Regions from separate parts of the Mus musculus genome. Here region 1 is linked to region 2. The links are chromatin loops, found by intact Hi-C in ENCODE. Cell type or tissue: left cerebral cortex. All regions are shown on one strand.

The links. Peaks named below come from ENCODE experiments on the same cell type or tissue, not always from the same donor. Only the 100,000 strongest peaks of a DNase experiment are listed, where the experiment ranks them.
Region 1: it touches region 2 in a loop (10-fold over the local background); 2 of 42 quality-filtered maps call a loop at or near these places.

Annotation. Positions count from the first base shown.
Region 1 is chr13:36,690,365-36,698,364 of GRCm38, reverse strand. No RefSeq gene overlaps it. Among named protein-coding and RNA genes, the nearest start is that of Gm38636, 21 kb to the left of the region's middle. In left cerebral cortex, no CTCF peak of the experiment used is centred here; DNase peaks (open chromatin) are centred at 1,683, 2,501, 4,249 and 4,501; H3K27ac peaks cover 521 bases.
Region 2 is chr13:36,503,036-36,511,035 of GRCm38, reverse strand. All of the region lies in intron 6 of Fars2 (phenylalanine-tRNA synthetase 2 (mitochondrial)), which reads right to left. Among named protein-coding and RNA genes, the nearest start is that of Gm46409, 110 kb to the left of the region's middle. In left cerebral cortex, CTCF peaks have their summits at 4,473 and 6,805; DNase peaks (open chromatin) are centred at 5,123, 5,678, 6,950, 7,220 and 1 more place; H3K27ac peaks cover 5,012 bases.

The sequences.
Region 1 (8,000 bases), 190 kb before region 2:
AGAACTGTGTCTCTAGTTGCATATGTGGCAGAGGATGGCCTAGTCGGCCATCAATGGGAGGAGAGGCCCTTGGTCTTTCGAAGATCATATGCCCCAGTACAGGGGAATGCCAGGGCCAGGAAGCAGGAGTGGGTGGGTTGGGGAGCAGGGCGGGGGAAGGGTATAGGGGACTTTGGGGATAACATTTGAAATGTAAATGAAGAAAATATCTAATAAAATGTATTTAAATAAAAAAAAAGAAATTGGCAGAGGTTGGCTTAAGGTGGGCCACTCATTGTGGAGGTCATCATTGTAGGAAACCCATCTGTCCTCATCCTTTGAGTGATGAGGTTGGTTTTATTGTTTCTGTGGCTGGGAAAATTCCCAAGATATATCCAGTAATCTACAAGGGGCTCTGGGTTCAAGTGATGGGGTAGTGCACATAGGGGCCCACTTTCTGCCATTGTGATGCTACCATGTGTGGATATCTTTTAAATGCACTAAAAACCTAAACACTGATGTGACCACACTGTATGCTTACAACTTGGTTACCTTCTCTTCTTTTTATTAAGGGGCCTCAAGCAGGTGGACTTTCTTAACCTTCCCCCTCTCCCAAAACCCACTCACGTGGGATGCTTCTTTAATTGTCTTTCCCACAGTGGATTACACTGAATCATGATAGAAAGTGAATCAATTCCTCACTGGCCTCTTATAAAGTCCTAGAGCTGTACAGGATCAACAGAAGACAGGCTAGGACCTATGTCCCCAGCCCAGACGCTCCATTTTCCTACAGCAAAGAGAGAAGAAGAATCATTGTGATTTAGCATGTCCCCCAAGCCCTTCACTTGCTAGAACTGAATCTGCTTAGATACAGGTTCCATCCGGATGGCTCTATGCCTTGTGCATTATATTGTATTTCAGGCATAACATGTGGACCTGCCCACTTGCAGGATGCTGAGGGTTGTCTCATATGTACCTCCTTCTAAGCCAGGTCACCAGGAATGGACTTTCATTCCCTGGCTTTAACAGCTACTGATGATCATCACCCAGGTCTGTTATTTTAATGAGTGTTGCAAATAGGTCATTTTCTAACATTCCTCCTGTGTCTATTTAATAAGATTTTTATTTTATAAAAGACTTGTTGTTGACTGGTTGTTTAATAAACTGAGCACAGATAGGCGGGATAAATGTTTTATTCTTTACTCGTATTTATCCATCTGCAGAATAATGAGTTGGTACCCCGATGACTTCCAAATGGAGTTAACCACTGAATTGTGAAGGGCTGTGTTGAAGTATGTTGTTTTACTATGGAATGAAACTTGTATATTTTTATATACTTGATATGTTTCAGCATATTTTGTCATTATTTTTCTTTAAGTTGTCTCACCCTTGACACATAGACTTATTTATTTTAACCTCAGCACTCTGGTCTTTGTTTCTGTTTCTTTTCCTTTTTTTTTTTTTTTTTTTTTGCCTTGTCTCAATTTGTACATTTTTTTTAAAACCTGTGTCTGGAAATGGCCACTTTTCTAAGAAAACCAGATATTGTTTAAATCATAAAGGATGTCTACAGTGCCCAATCTGTAGATTTCAGATTTTCAGCCTTTTCTCTAGAGTCAGCTTGCTCTCTCACAAATCCAAGGTTGGGCACTGCCAGATTTCTCCTGAAATGTGGGTGGTGTATGTTGTCTCACCGTTAACATTTTCCAACACACTTCACTACAGTGAGGATCCAGCTTTCCACGTGGGCCTGGAGCTTAGGGATTCCTGCACCAGACTCTGTTCCATTCTCACTGCAGATCCGAAGGGCCCCGAGGACAACAAGAGGGTAGTCCCAGCTCTTAGAGGAGTTCATGGTCACTTGCCTTAGTCATCACTGGAGATGGGCCAGAAGCTCTGCCAAAGCGTGAGTGGTCAGACACGCAGGCACCAGGGTTGGTCCTTATCTGCCCTTTACCAGCACCGTAATCCATGATTCACCTCCACAAATGACCACAGGCTCCCGTGTACCAAAGGGGATGATAACAACAGCTTTTTGGGGTCCTTGGGGGTGTGGTAAAGTAGAAGATCCACAGCAACTAGCCTACCCTAAAGTATGACAAATGGTGATTCCTTGCCCTTCCTTGGATCGTTCGCCCTCCGTTACATAACGAGAAGGGGCAAGATCTAAATATTTTGAGCTCTTCCTGAAGTACTGATGCTATTTTTACCTGTCCTTTCACAAAAAAAGGTTACAGCCTTGTCCTGTTGTCGGAGAGAGGGCAGCCCTGAGTCACTTCCTCCCTTCCTGGGCTGGTCCTTCTGTGCTAGGCTGGCCAAGGGCCAGGCTGCTCCCCGAGAGCTGCCCAAGCCACTGGGGCTCGTGCTCAGTGACATTCACAAAGATTTAAAAAAAAAAAAACGTACTAGCTTTGTGGGGGACTGGGCTGACCTCCCACTTCCTGAATTGATCACGATTTTTACTTTCCAGACATCCTCTTCCTGAAATGGATGAGTGTTCCACCCCACAGCAGCAAACATTAGCAGGTGGCTGAGATTCAAACTTAAGGCTGACAACTTTAGACTCCAAGCAAATGGCACGATTCCCTTTTCTTTCAAAATGTAGATGAATTTCTGTTTAGCAGTATTGGGAGTCCTGGGGGTGGGGATGGGGGGGTAGAATCCAGAGCCTCGAACACACCCATCACCAGGCAACACTTTATTTAAAGACAAGAACCAGTTGCAGCTGTGGTTTGTAGCTCCAGCCAGCCCTCAGAATGCTACAAAGAATGCAATAGTGCTGATTTGTAACCTGGGATTGGAACAGTTTGTAGATGCTAATAACATTGAATGTCCACTGACAAATGAGTGGTCCATGGAGAATGCCAATGGAAGGGTGGGAATCTGTGTCTTGTTGGCTGGAGTGTTCAAACTGTTTTTTTCAAGCGTTGACTCTTTAGCGTTAGTGTACCCTGGGTGTCAGTCACAGGAGGTCTGTATCCATACAAGCGGGCTGGGCTAGAACCCCGTTGAAGGTTTTCCAGCAGATTGGCATCTTGGCCATGTTGGCACCACAAGAAATATTGTCCAGCAGCACTTGGGAGAAAGAACTTGAGTCACAATAAATAGGAAAGGCTGGCAGATTCCAAGGCAAGATGTTGGGAGCTGGATAGCCATTGTAGTATTTTGAATATGCTTGGCCCAGGGAATGGTGCTATTAGGAGGTGTGGCCTTGTTGGAGTAGGTGTGGCCTTTTTGAAGGAAGTGTGTCACTTTAGGGGTGGGCTTTGAGATCGTCCTAACTGCCTAGAAGAGTCAGTCTTCTGCTTGCCTTTAGAACAATGTAGACCTCTCAGCTCCTTCAGTGCTATGCCTGCCTGGAGGCTGCCAAGCTTTCCACCATCATGAAAATGGACTAAACTCTGAACCTCTAAGCCAGTCCCAATTAAATGTTCTTTTGAAGAGTTGTGTTGGTCACGGTGTCTCTTCACAGCAATCGAAACTCTAAGGCAGCCATTAAGAATGATGCTGATGGCGACGGCATGAAGTTCAAGGAGAAGGGCTTTGCCGCCTTCCATGATCCCTGGCTTAGGACTCTCAGTCTCTATACCGAACCCCTTGGTGTTGTCTCTTGGCTTGTTGAAGATTTTAGATATAGGTCTTCATTTCATTAATCAGAGTAATGACTCACATTTGTTATGCATTTGCTATGACCCAGGCACATATCTAAGAAGGCTTCACCTTCCCACTAAGAAAACAGAAGCTCAGAGAGGCTAAGTGACATGTCTAAAGCCACACTCTCAGTATGAAGCAAAAATATTAGAACTTTTAGATGATCCCATCTCCCATTTTTATCCTTGATACAACCATGTGAGAAGCCTGTATCCTACCTGGGCAAGAATTCACCAGCTTTAGGTTTAGTGAGGGTCACAGGGTAGACATTGTTCTCGCTAGTATCGGTTTTCTGCTCTCGAGGATAAGATGTCTAAAGTTCTGTCTTTACCATGCTTCTCTGATCTATGATTGGTGATTAGTTGGTGACTCCATAGAATGAGTTAGTCCTATGGATTTGTGGCTTCACTGTCAGATCTATTACCATCCCCTCTTTGAGGACAGGACTTCATCTTTACTTTGCAAACCTCCCTTTCCCAGTTTTTGGTGTCAATGGGTATCAAGGTCTCGTTAATACAAAAGGAAGAAATCATCAACTCCATCAGTGGTTGCTGAACAACGCTGGCAATCAGCATGAACACCAGAGAGCACCGGGAGTCTGAACACCAGGCGTTTCTCCTTGCCCTGAGAACCCAACCCACACAAAGTGGCCTCTCAGGGACTCCCATCTTGGCCATGTGCTAGAGAAGTTATTTTTTAAGACAATTGAATGGATCTTTAATCTTGAAAATTCCAATCTTATTTCCAATTTGAAAAGTCTCTTCGGTAATTATTTTAGGAAATCTCGGGAACTACTTGATGATGCGAATACATTCCTCAGTTCCTTTGGGGAACTTTTATGTAACGTGTTATTTGAGTATAGCAGAGCTATGCATTTGGCAACAGAATGATGCAGAGTCTCTGCTAGAAAGGAACACCTGTTGGCACTATTAACCACGCTCAGCTCGATGAACAGATGAGTAAATATGCCAGTGCTTACATCCCAGGACCCAAAGACATTCAGATTTAAAGGACATGCCTTTCACCTTAAAGGAGTAATTGATTGGCCTGGGTCTCTCCATGTCTTTGCTCTCTGTTTCTCTCATTCTGTGCATGTGTATAGATATATAAATGTGTGTGTGTGTGATTTACATTTCAAAAAACTCGGTACTTCATAGATTCTTCTAATATTGAGGAGGATGTGATAGCAATAGTTATATTGGGTCTGTAAGGGTTCAGTGTGGTATTCTGCTGGGTTCATTGTAGTAATATACTCCAGCACATTTTATTTTATTTTTTTAATTTTTTATTAGGTATTTTCCTCATTTACATTTCCAATGCTATCCCAAAAGTCCCGATACCCAAACCCCCACTCCCCTACCCACCCACTCCCCCTTTTCGGTCCTGGCGTTCCCCTGTACTGGGGCATATAAAGTTTGCAAGTCCAATGGGCCTCTCTTTCCAGTGATGGCCAACTAGGCAATCTTTTGATACATATGCAGCTAGAGTCAAGAGCTCTGGGGTACTGATTAGCTCATATTGCTGTTCCACCTGTAGAGTTGCAGACCCCTTTAGCTCCTTGGGTACTTTCTCTAGCTCCTCCATTGGGGGCCCTGTGATCCATCCAATAGCTGACTGTGAGCCTCCACTTCTGTGTTTGCTAGGCCCTGGCATAGTCTCACAAGAGACAGCTATATCTGGGTCCTTTCAGCAAAATCTTGCTAGTGTATACAATGGTGTCAGAGTTTGGAAGCTGATTATGAGATGGATACCTGGATATGGCAATCACTAGATGGTCCATCCTTTCGTCACAGATCCAAATTTTGTCTCTGTAACTCCTTCCATGGGTGTTTTGTTCCCAATTCTAAGAAGGGGCAAAGTGTCCACACTTTGGTCTTCGTTCTTCTTGAGTTTCATGCCTTTAGCAAATTGTATATTATATCTTGGATATCCTAAGTTTCTGGGCTAATATCCACTTATCAGTGAGTACGTGTTGTGTGAGTTCCTTTGTGATTGGGTTACCTCACTCAGGATGATGCCCTCCAGGTCCATCCATTTGCCTAGGAATTTCATAAATTCATTCTTTTTAATAGCTGAGTAGAACTCCATTGTGTAAATGTACCACATTTTCTGTATCCATTCCTCTGTTGAGGGGCATCTGGGTTCTTTCCAGCTTCTGGCTATTATAAATAAGGCTGCTATGAACATAGTGGAGCATGTGTCCTTCTTACCGGTTAGGACATCTTCTGGATATATGCCCAGGAGAGGTATTGCTGGATCCTCCAGTAGTACTATGTCCAATTTTCTGAGGAACCGCCAGACGGATTTCCAGAGTGGTTGTACAAGCTTGCAATCCCATCAATAATGGAGGAGTGTTCCTCATTCTCCACATCCACGCCAGCATCTGCTCTCACCTGAATTTTTGATCTTAGCCATTCTGACTGGTGTGAGGTGGAATCTCAGGGTTGTTTTGATTTGCATTTCCCTGATGATTAAGGATGTTGAACATTTTTTCAGGTGCTTCTCTGCCATTCAGTATTCCTCAGGTGAGAATTCTTTGTTCAGTTCTGAGCCCCATTTTTTAAAGGGGTTATTTGATTTTCTGGAGTCCACCTTCTTTAGTTCTTTATATATATTGGATATTAGTCCCCTATCCGATTTGGGATAGGTAAAGATCCTTTCCCAATCTGTTGGTGATCTTTTTGTCTTATTGACGGTGTCTTTTGCCTTGCAGAAGCTTTGCAATTTTATGAGGTCCCATTTATCGATTCTCGATCTTATAGCACAAGCCATTGCTGTTCTATTCAGGAATTTTTCCCCTGTACCCATATCTTCGAGGCTTTCCCCCACTTTCTCCTCTATAAGTTTCAGTGTCTCTGGTTTTATGTGGAGTTCCTTGATCCACTTAGATTTGACCTTAGTACAAGGAGATAGGAATGGATCGATTCGCATTTTTCTACATGATAACCACCAGTTGTACCAGCACCATTTGTTGAAAATGCTGTCTTTCTTCCACTGGATGGTTTTAGCTCCCTTGTTAAAGATCAAGTGACCATATGTGTGTGGGTTCATTTCTGGGTCTTCAATTCTATTCCATTGGTCTACACGTCTGTCGCTATACCAGTACCATGCAGTTTTTATCACAATTGCTCTGTAGTAAAGCTTTAGGTCAGGCATGGTGATTCCACCAGAGGTTCTTTTATCCTTGAGAAGAGTTTTTGCTATCCTAGGTTTTTTGTTATTCCAGATGAATCTGCCGATTGCCCTTTCTAATTTGTTGAAGAATTGGGTTGGAATTTTGATGGGGATTGCATTGAATCTGTAGATTGCTTTTGGCAAGATAGCCATTTTCACTACATTGATCCTGCCAATCCATGAGCATGGGAGATCTTTCCATCTTCTGAGATCTTTTTTAATTTTTTTCTTCAGAGACTTGAAGTTCTTATCATACAGATCTTTCACTTCCTTGATAGAGTCACGCCACGTATTTTATATTATTTGTGACTATTGAGAAGGGTGTTGTTTCCCTAATTTCTTTCTCAGCCTGTTTATCCTTTGTGTACAGAAAGGCCATTGACTTGTTTGAGTTAATTTTATATTAAGCTACTTCACTGAAGCTGTTTATCAGGCTTAGGAGTTGTCTGGTGGAATTTTTAGGGTCACTTATATATACTATCATATCATCTGCAAAAAGTGATATTTTTACTTCTTCCTTTCCAATTTGTATCCCCTTGATCTCCTTTTATTGTCGAATTTCTCTGGCTAGGACTTCAAGTCCAATGTTAAATAGGTAGGGAGAGAGTGGGCAGCCTTGTCTAGTCGCTGATTTTAGTAGGATTGCTTCCAGCTTCTCACCATTTACTTTGATGTTGGCTACTGGTTTGCTATAGATTGCTTTTATCATGATTGGGCATGGGCCTTGAATTCCTGATCTTTCCAAGACTTTTATTATAAATGGGTGTTGGATTTTGTCAAATGCTTTCTCTGCATCTAATGAGATGATCATGTAGTTTTTGTCTTTGAGTTTGTTTCTATACTGGATTATGTTGATGGATTTCCATATATTGAACCATCCCTGCATCTCTGGGATGAAACCCTCAGGATGGATGATTGTTTTGATGTGTTCTTGGATTCGGGTATCGAGAACTTTATTGAGGATTTTTGCATTGATATTCATAAGGGAAATTGGTCTGAAGTTCTCTATCTTTGTTGGGTCTTTTTGTGGTTTAGGTATCAGAGTAATTGTGGCTTCATAGAATGAGTTGGGTAGAGTACCTTCTACTTCTATTTTGTGGAATAGTTTGTGAAGAACTGGGATTAGATCTTCTTTGAAGGTCTGATAGAACTTTGTACTAAACCCATCTGGTCCTGTGCTTTTTTTTTCCCCCCTT
Region 2 (8,000 bases):
AAAGGATCCTTTTATTCTGCTATCTTTGAAAAGAGCCAATAAAGACTCATTGATAAGAGACATTCAGAGGCAGGCAGATTTCTGAGTTCGAGGCCAGCCTAGTCTACAAAGTGAGTTCCAGGACAGCCTGGACTATACAGAGAAACCTTGTCTCGAAAAGCCAAAAGAAAAAAAAAAAAACCAGAAAAGACAAGAGACATTCAAAGATAGAAACTGGCACTTACAACATGGGGATTCTTATGAAAAAAGAAAGGATTATTAAAGTCCACACACACAGAGAAGTGTGTCTAATGAAGATGGCTGCTCCACAAATTTGGGTGTGCTCTGGCCCTCACACAAAAGGCCAGGATTATATTCCAGGCATGAGAAGGGCAAAGGGCAAGACCCTATTGAGAAGGACAGCTATCTCTTCCCTCAACCATTCAAATGTTTTATTTTCTGGAAATCTCTTCAGAGCCCATTACTCCCAAGTACTTACCATGGCAGGAGCCAGAGTGTAGGAAAAAGCTAATTAGGGTTCTGCTGCTGCTGTTGCCCTGACCCAGAAAGGAGTTTTAGGTTTTTAACGGCTTCTTTGTAGAGCACCCCTTTTGTTTTTGTTTTGGTTGGCATTGAACTCACGATGTAGTCAAGGCTGGCCTTGAACAGCTGATGTCCTCACTCTGCCTTTCCAGTGCTGGAATTAGAGTTGTGGCATGGAGCCAGGCATGGTTTTGTAGGTGTTATCTGTGGATACTCAGTATGTCATAATGGTTTTGTCTATGGTATAAATATCATGACCTCCTCTAGAGAGTACAAATGCTGCAGATATAGTCATGACCAGGCTGGGGGAAAACACCCAGGATGATCATTGTCAATGATGGTATAATTGCCAAATCTGAACAGATTTTGACTGGGGCATTGTGTTTATAGTGTTCATTATACTGCATATTTATATTTTATGACCTTTTTCTGTAGGTGTGTTACATATGATAATAAAAAGGACTTAAGATTTAACAGGCCGCCTTCTGTGCAGTTCTCATGGCTACATACCAACTACAGGACTGCCATGCAGCTGGGAGGCTCAGCGCAGAAGCAGATGAGCTCTTGCTCTATGCTCTTCCAGTACTTAGGCTCCAAGGCAGAGTGGTGTGACACTTTCCTCTTGCTTCTCAGAAAATTGTGTGCTTTCTGGGTGCATGCTGGTCAGGATACAGGAATGGATGGAGACTTTTGGAAAGGAAGGTTATGTAGGAATAAGGCAGAATGGGTTTGTACTCAGCTCTGCTAACTACTAGTTCTGGACTCAGGAAAGCTACTGAGCTTTCTAGAGCTTCTGGTTCCTCCATAGGTAGATGCTATATAGAACTGATCTCAAAAGACCCTCACTGATGGGCAGAATGCTCACACACTGATCACTGTCACTCAGATGTACTGCTGGTCCCAATAGAATCCCCAAACATGACAGCCTCTAAGACTGCAGGGCTCTGTTGGATCATACTTATTCTGCTGAGTAGGCAGGGAGGACACTGTCCCACAGTGGAGACCCTGGTTTGGACTTTTTGCTGCCTTTTCAGGCTTGCTCCTTCACACACTGTGGCATGGCCCTCAGATTTGTACCAGTGAATCCAGGTTTTCACCCACAGGAAAACACATTCCCTTAGTACTCCCTAGAGGAGGACGCAGGCCTAGCTCAACTTCTCCCTACCAATAGCTATACCAATACCAATCACTCATTCCTGAGCCAGTTCCTAGGGAGGATGCTGAGGGAGAATGGACAGTGAGAGTTTTACACACACACACACACACACACACACACACACACACACACAGAGAGAGAGAGAGAGAGAGAGAGAGAGAGAGAGAGAAAAGAGAGAAGAGATCTTAATATTTAGCTGTTAATGGATGGAAACCTATTAGTGTGTAATAGTGTAAGTAATTGACATTTCTTAAATGCCCGTTGACAGAATAACTTGTTTTTTATTCCTTCAAGAAACAGTGTTACATCTGGATTTTTCATATGCTGAACATACAGGCTAGTCACCAGACAATGGTGCTACTAGGAGATTATGGAGACTTGAAAGAATGGGGATGAATTGGGCACAGGATTTTCCTTTCTTTTCTAGGGGAAAGATATTAATTAGGTGAATGTCTGACCATCAATGTGTTCCCGACGTGATGCTGTCTGCCATGTTGTAGTTCTAAAAGCAGTGGGGCTAAGCAGAGCATCAACTGAAACCTCAGAGACCATGAACCAGATCTTACATGTTTTGTTATCATCTTGGAAAGATGACCTACACAAGAGTGAAACAGCCGACTTCAGACTCAGCAAATTCTCAGTGAATTCCCTTTCTAGGTACCTGCCGATAGTGACCTCCCTGAAATGTGAAAGCAGTTCTCAGTATGAGGATGAGCACTAGAGGGAACATAGCTTTGTTCTAATCTGTGAGGCTTGAGACCTACCATGAACCTTTCAGAAGGTCATGAAAAGGCATGGTTTTCACCTTCTAATGCTCCTAGCCAATGCTTTATACAGTGAACAACAAAATTGGAAGCACCAATGAAGTACTCAGGAGACCATAACAAACACCTTTTAGCCACCACAAGAAAGGTTATGCAAGTTTCGGGGTTGACATGCTGTTCTTTAGGACTGCAGGTGCCAGTGCTTAGAGCTAAGGTGGAGGAAGGAAGGTCTCTATGTTTTCCAATATGGCATTTTGAAGGACAAACATCCCTAACTTGAAGCTGTCTCATCACAGGGTGAGAACAGTGAAATGTTTGAAACGAGCTTCAGCTGTCATTTCACATGATGTTGGAATCCTTGAAGGGCTCCTCTCAAGGCTCTTGACAGGGCTCGGGATTACTGCTGGGAGAGGATTGCAAAATTCACATCACTAGATGTAACCTACAAGGCACCAAAGATTGATGTTATCATTGATCCACTAGGCCCACGTATCCAGCATCTGCCTCATGATCCTCTTACAGACTTTTTCTGATATACTTTCATAGGGGATGGAGTTTAATACACAGTCAACTGATGACTGAAATAGTAAGTCGAAAATTCTAGAAATAAATAATTTATGAATTTTGATTAAGTTTCATTATAATACATCATTCTAATTATTCTATTTGCATTATTAATCTCTTACTATGCCTGACTTAAGCAATTAACTTTTTCACTATATGCAGAGAAAGGAACAAACACAGCCTGAATGAAAAGGGCTCAGTATGAGTTACAGTTCAGATACTTACACAGTTTATAGAATGAATGTCTTCCTAAAGAAAGAATCTTATACTTGCCCCCATTCAAACACATACACATATTGAAGGCCACTGGTTGGCCACTGGACAAAAGCACAAATTCTCCCAACAGTGCTGACTCCAGTTTGCCAACAGAAATGTGGGTATTTGCTTTGTTTCTATGTTTAAGAGTTCCTTTAAGATTGATTTTCTATTATAAAGTAACTACTATGGGATAAGATGTTTGCCTGCTTGAACAATGCTCCTTGCTTCTCTTTCCTTGGCTGTAATACTCTTAAACACATCTTCCTCTTTGCAGACACTGAGAAATGCAGGGGGCATGAAGGGGAGCGAAGTAGTGGTGAGTCCGTAGGCAGGTAGAAGAAAGCAAGCAGCTAACCAAACTAAGAAAAATATTCCCACAGAGGGGAAAAAAAAGGGGGAAGCTTTGTACTGAAGCAAAAACATTTGACCATCAAAATTCTCATCCAAGCCAGAGTCTTGAAGGCACCAAGTGCCATGGGGGAAATAAAACAGTTGACAACCTAGTAGAACTCTTATCCCATCAGAATGTCTACACCTCCTCTTACTTTCATTCCTTAGACATTGTTGTTTTGTACAAACTATGTTTAGAATGAGCGGGATAAGCAATCTGGGAAGAGCTGCAGTACAGGAAGAAGGTGACGAAATAGAGGATGGGAAGGAAAACGAGGAGGAAATAAAGGCAGAGCCTTGGGGAGAGTGACTTGCATGTCAAATTGGATCCACGGGAAGGAGACACCAACACATGTCCAAGGAGCCCACTGCGCACGAGCATTCTTGTAACAAATGCTAGGACATGATTTAGGAAGCAGCAAACCTAGTGAGATATTTTTCCCCCTGAGGAAACTTGGGGGATAATACTGGCTGCAGGTATGCATTAGTCCTGAAAGACTTGGGACTGTGTTTCCCAAAGCCAATATATACAGACTCTTTCTGTCTGGAGCAGAATAAACAGAGGCTATCGTAGTCGAGTTTACCTAGAATAGAGCCCAGGAGCCTGATGAACTTGGGGACTCTTGACACCTAGAGAGAAGTCGTCTGGAGCAAGCAGACAAGGAAGCTGTGGTAGAGACCCTGGATGCTAGTGGATAGTCACAAATGCTCCTGAGCTAAGCCTTGATGCTAGAGATGTTCCTAGCTGTTTGGAATGAATCAGGAGGAGACACAGACACGAGGAGAATGTGCAGAAGGCTGAGGGGAGGTGGTGCACAACAGCTCCGACTAGTGCATCAGTGCTGACTATTCCATCACACACGGAGCCCACATCCCCCAAGGCAGCATGGAGCAACTCCGCTCACTTGGAAGGCAGCCCAGGGCAAGTGGAAGAGGGAAGTTGGAAGAGAGTCTGTGAACCCTGGTCATGGCAGAGAGGAGTGAATGAACCAAGTATCGTGGGATGAGGATGTTCTCAGAGGATGGAGCAAGTGCTTGCATATCCAGGGGGTTGGATCTGTTTTTCACTTTGGACTACAGGCTCTAGGTGCTTTTAAACCTTGTGTTAAATTTGGCTTTGGTATCTGATCTTGGTAAGGTTTATTTTTCTAAGCCTTAATCATTGCTCTTGCCAACTGGCATGAATGAGAATATCTATTTATAGAGATACTGAGACCATCAAATCAAATGAGGGAAGGCACACATTTAACAGAGGGTTGGGACTAGGAATTTGAGGAGAGGGACAGAGGGTGTCCAGCCATCCGTCATGGGAAAATGCTGTTTGAACAGGCAGCAGGAAGGATTCTTGTTTGATACATGACACATCTTGAAGAGATTTCAAGGGAATTATGCAGTGTAGAAAACCCACTGGGAGAGTCACATGGGGTACGATGACATGCACATAAGACAACAGTTACAGAGATAGAAAGTAGTAGTGGGTACAGACTCGGTACAATGAGAGAAGGAGGGTGGGAGTAACCATCTGATGGAACGCCTTGGTGCCCAACATGTATGCTGTGGAGAATCAGGGCCAGGAGCCATTGGTTGTTAAATACTTTGAACTTAACTTCTCATCTTATACGCTTTCGTTTTGCATCTAGGACATGAAAACAACAATGTACCAATTGTTCATGGAAGTTTTCTTTTGGGATCCCTGAAGCTTTGACTTTTTTCTTCTAAATGTAGGGTCTGTGATAAGTATTTTGGATCTAACTGTTGGAAAGGAATCTGACTAGCTTCGTGACTTGTAACCAGCTCTTCTTGCTGTTACCATATGGTGTTTCCTTTAATAAAAACATTTTGCAGAAATAATGATAAAAAAATTACTTTAAACTTGTATAAAAGTTTGAGGTTTCTGCTGATAAAAGCACCCCTTTAATCATGTAGATAGCTGTGTATCTGGAAAACTGGAAAACAACCTCTGCTCTCTTGGCTACTTTGACACAATCAGCATTCACTCGTGTGTCTGCCATTCATCTTTGGTAGTGTTTTGACTCTCGTTCACTGACCTCACTATAGACTGCAATATGTAAGCTCAGAGCTCCTGCACTGCTCAGGATCCCACTTTGATGGCTTTCAGTAGCATGAAACCCCAGTTCTACAACAGCCTTGGCACGCCGAGCCATTTCTCATCAGTTCAAACAATACAGAATCAAAACTGACCCAGCTTAAACCCAGATAAACAAAACAAACAAACAAACAAACAAACAACACAAAACAAACAGCCTGGAGGTGTACAGACCAAAGATGTTCATGTTGTGATGGGGGATCTAGGTGCTTTCCTCTTTCCCTTCAGTAGTTCTGATCATGCACGTATGGTCCCCATTGTGTGACAGAAGGCCACAGAGCCACAAATCAGCACTGCACAGATAAGAGATGGGGCTGCACGGAAAAGGTCACAGGGGCCAGACAGGTCAAAAGCCTCTAGGGCTGGGGCTCCCAACCTTACTAATGCTGTGACTTCTGATATGGGTAATGGTGGGGGAACCGCATGTTTCTCCAACCATAAAATTACTGTTGTTGCCATGTCATATCTGTAATTTTGCTACTGTAAAGAATAATAAGATAAATTTCTGACATGAAGGATGATCTTAGGTGATCCCTGTGAAAGGATTATTTGACCCCAAATGGGCCACGACCTACAAGTTGAGAGCCACTGCCCTAGGAATCTTACAGAAAGTTCTGCTCATTCTCCTTAGCCAAAACTGAGTCTCCAGACTACATCTAGGATGAAGGAAAGGAAGAGATGGATGAAGTTAAGTCAGTCAACTGATAATATCCTGATTTAACCTACTCCAAAAGGGAAACAGGTGGGCTCCCTTGCATCCCTGTGTAATGTGACGTTTGAAGATACTTTCTCATTTGTTCCCTATTGCCCTTTAGGAATGCTTGGCATGATGTTCTGAGTTTATATGAGGTCTTGGCTGCGTTGGTTTGCCTCTGTGGGAAGCAATCATGTGGACTCCCTTTATGCCCCCTCAACTATGTTGCTGATGCCTGGATAGGATGATGTTTCATTTCATTCCTTTCCTGGCAGATGAGTGTGTGGCGACAGAGTATGTTTAAGTCACTGTCTTCACCTATCGTCCTCGAAGTCAGTACCGAGGACAGGCAGGCAGGTGGAGACTCCCTTGTGAATGGGGTGGAGGGACAGCTAAGAGACGTGGGCTGTGGGGTACAGTTTCTCAAGCAGCTAACACACACTAGCTTGCTAGTATTCAGCTTCTTAGATAACTCGTCCTTCTGGATTAAAAAAAGAAGTGTTCTAGCACCTAGGATGGTTTTACATTTAAAAGAGCGCTGAATTCTGCTGGTCTATTTAAAGATCTGTAGCCACTTCTATGGTAAACAGTGAGGGGACAGGCAACAGAAAAAGATCCCTCAAGGTTAAAAGGAACACTTGTATCTCCAGCTTTTATTTTAAAGTTAATATTATTAGTTGAGATTGTCACTCATGACTCTACACACGAAACAGTGCAGATGACCCCGGAGAAGGACTGAACCCTCTCACAGGCATTAGAGCCTGCTGGGTGATTCTTTCCAGAGGCAACAGGTTGAGAAGAGGAGGAAGAGAAGCAGTGGGAGGAGGGTGAGGGCTAGGACAGCTTTGCTGAGATGAGAATGCCTCCCTCCCGGGAGTTCCTGAAGATCTCCACCTCTTGGGATTCCTGCTTTGTGCCATCTCTCCCACATTGCACTAGGGCTGCTGTGTGGACAGCACAACAGGGCAGAAAAGACCCTCAAGCTGGGTGGCTTCTGCATTGTGCTCTCTCTTTGGTGGCTCCTTTAGGAAGCCAGTGGCTACCTGCTCTGTGAGAGCTCATGGTGACGAGCTAAGCTTTTCCTGCACTGTGAGTGTGAGAAATTGGAACTGGCTTCTCTGGCCCCAGGTGAGCTGTCAGGTACCTTTCTGCCCATGCTGACAGATTAACTGGCTTTCTAAGACCAGAGGCAGAACTAGCTCACCCAGATGAAATATATACCAGTTCTTGGCTATGAAGGCTTGAAGGATCAGGGTGTGCTGGGCATTTCCCAACAACACCTTCCCATAGTGACAGGTAACTAGCCACATTCCCTTTTCCCAGTGGTTCAAGATGGCTTTCAAGTCTTCCTGAGAATAGTTTCCTACCAAAAGATTCTCAACAGCTATCAGGACATCGACAGTGCAGGTACAAATGGTACTACTGTATAGCCTGGGGTAGAGGATGCTGCTTCTGTATTTGAAACTTACCACTACTACTGATTATAGTTACTGATAGTGAAAAGATTTGGAGTTATACAACAGCATTTCCAGATTTTACACTGTT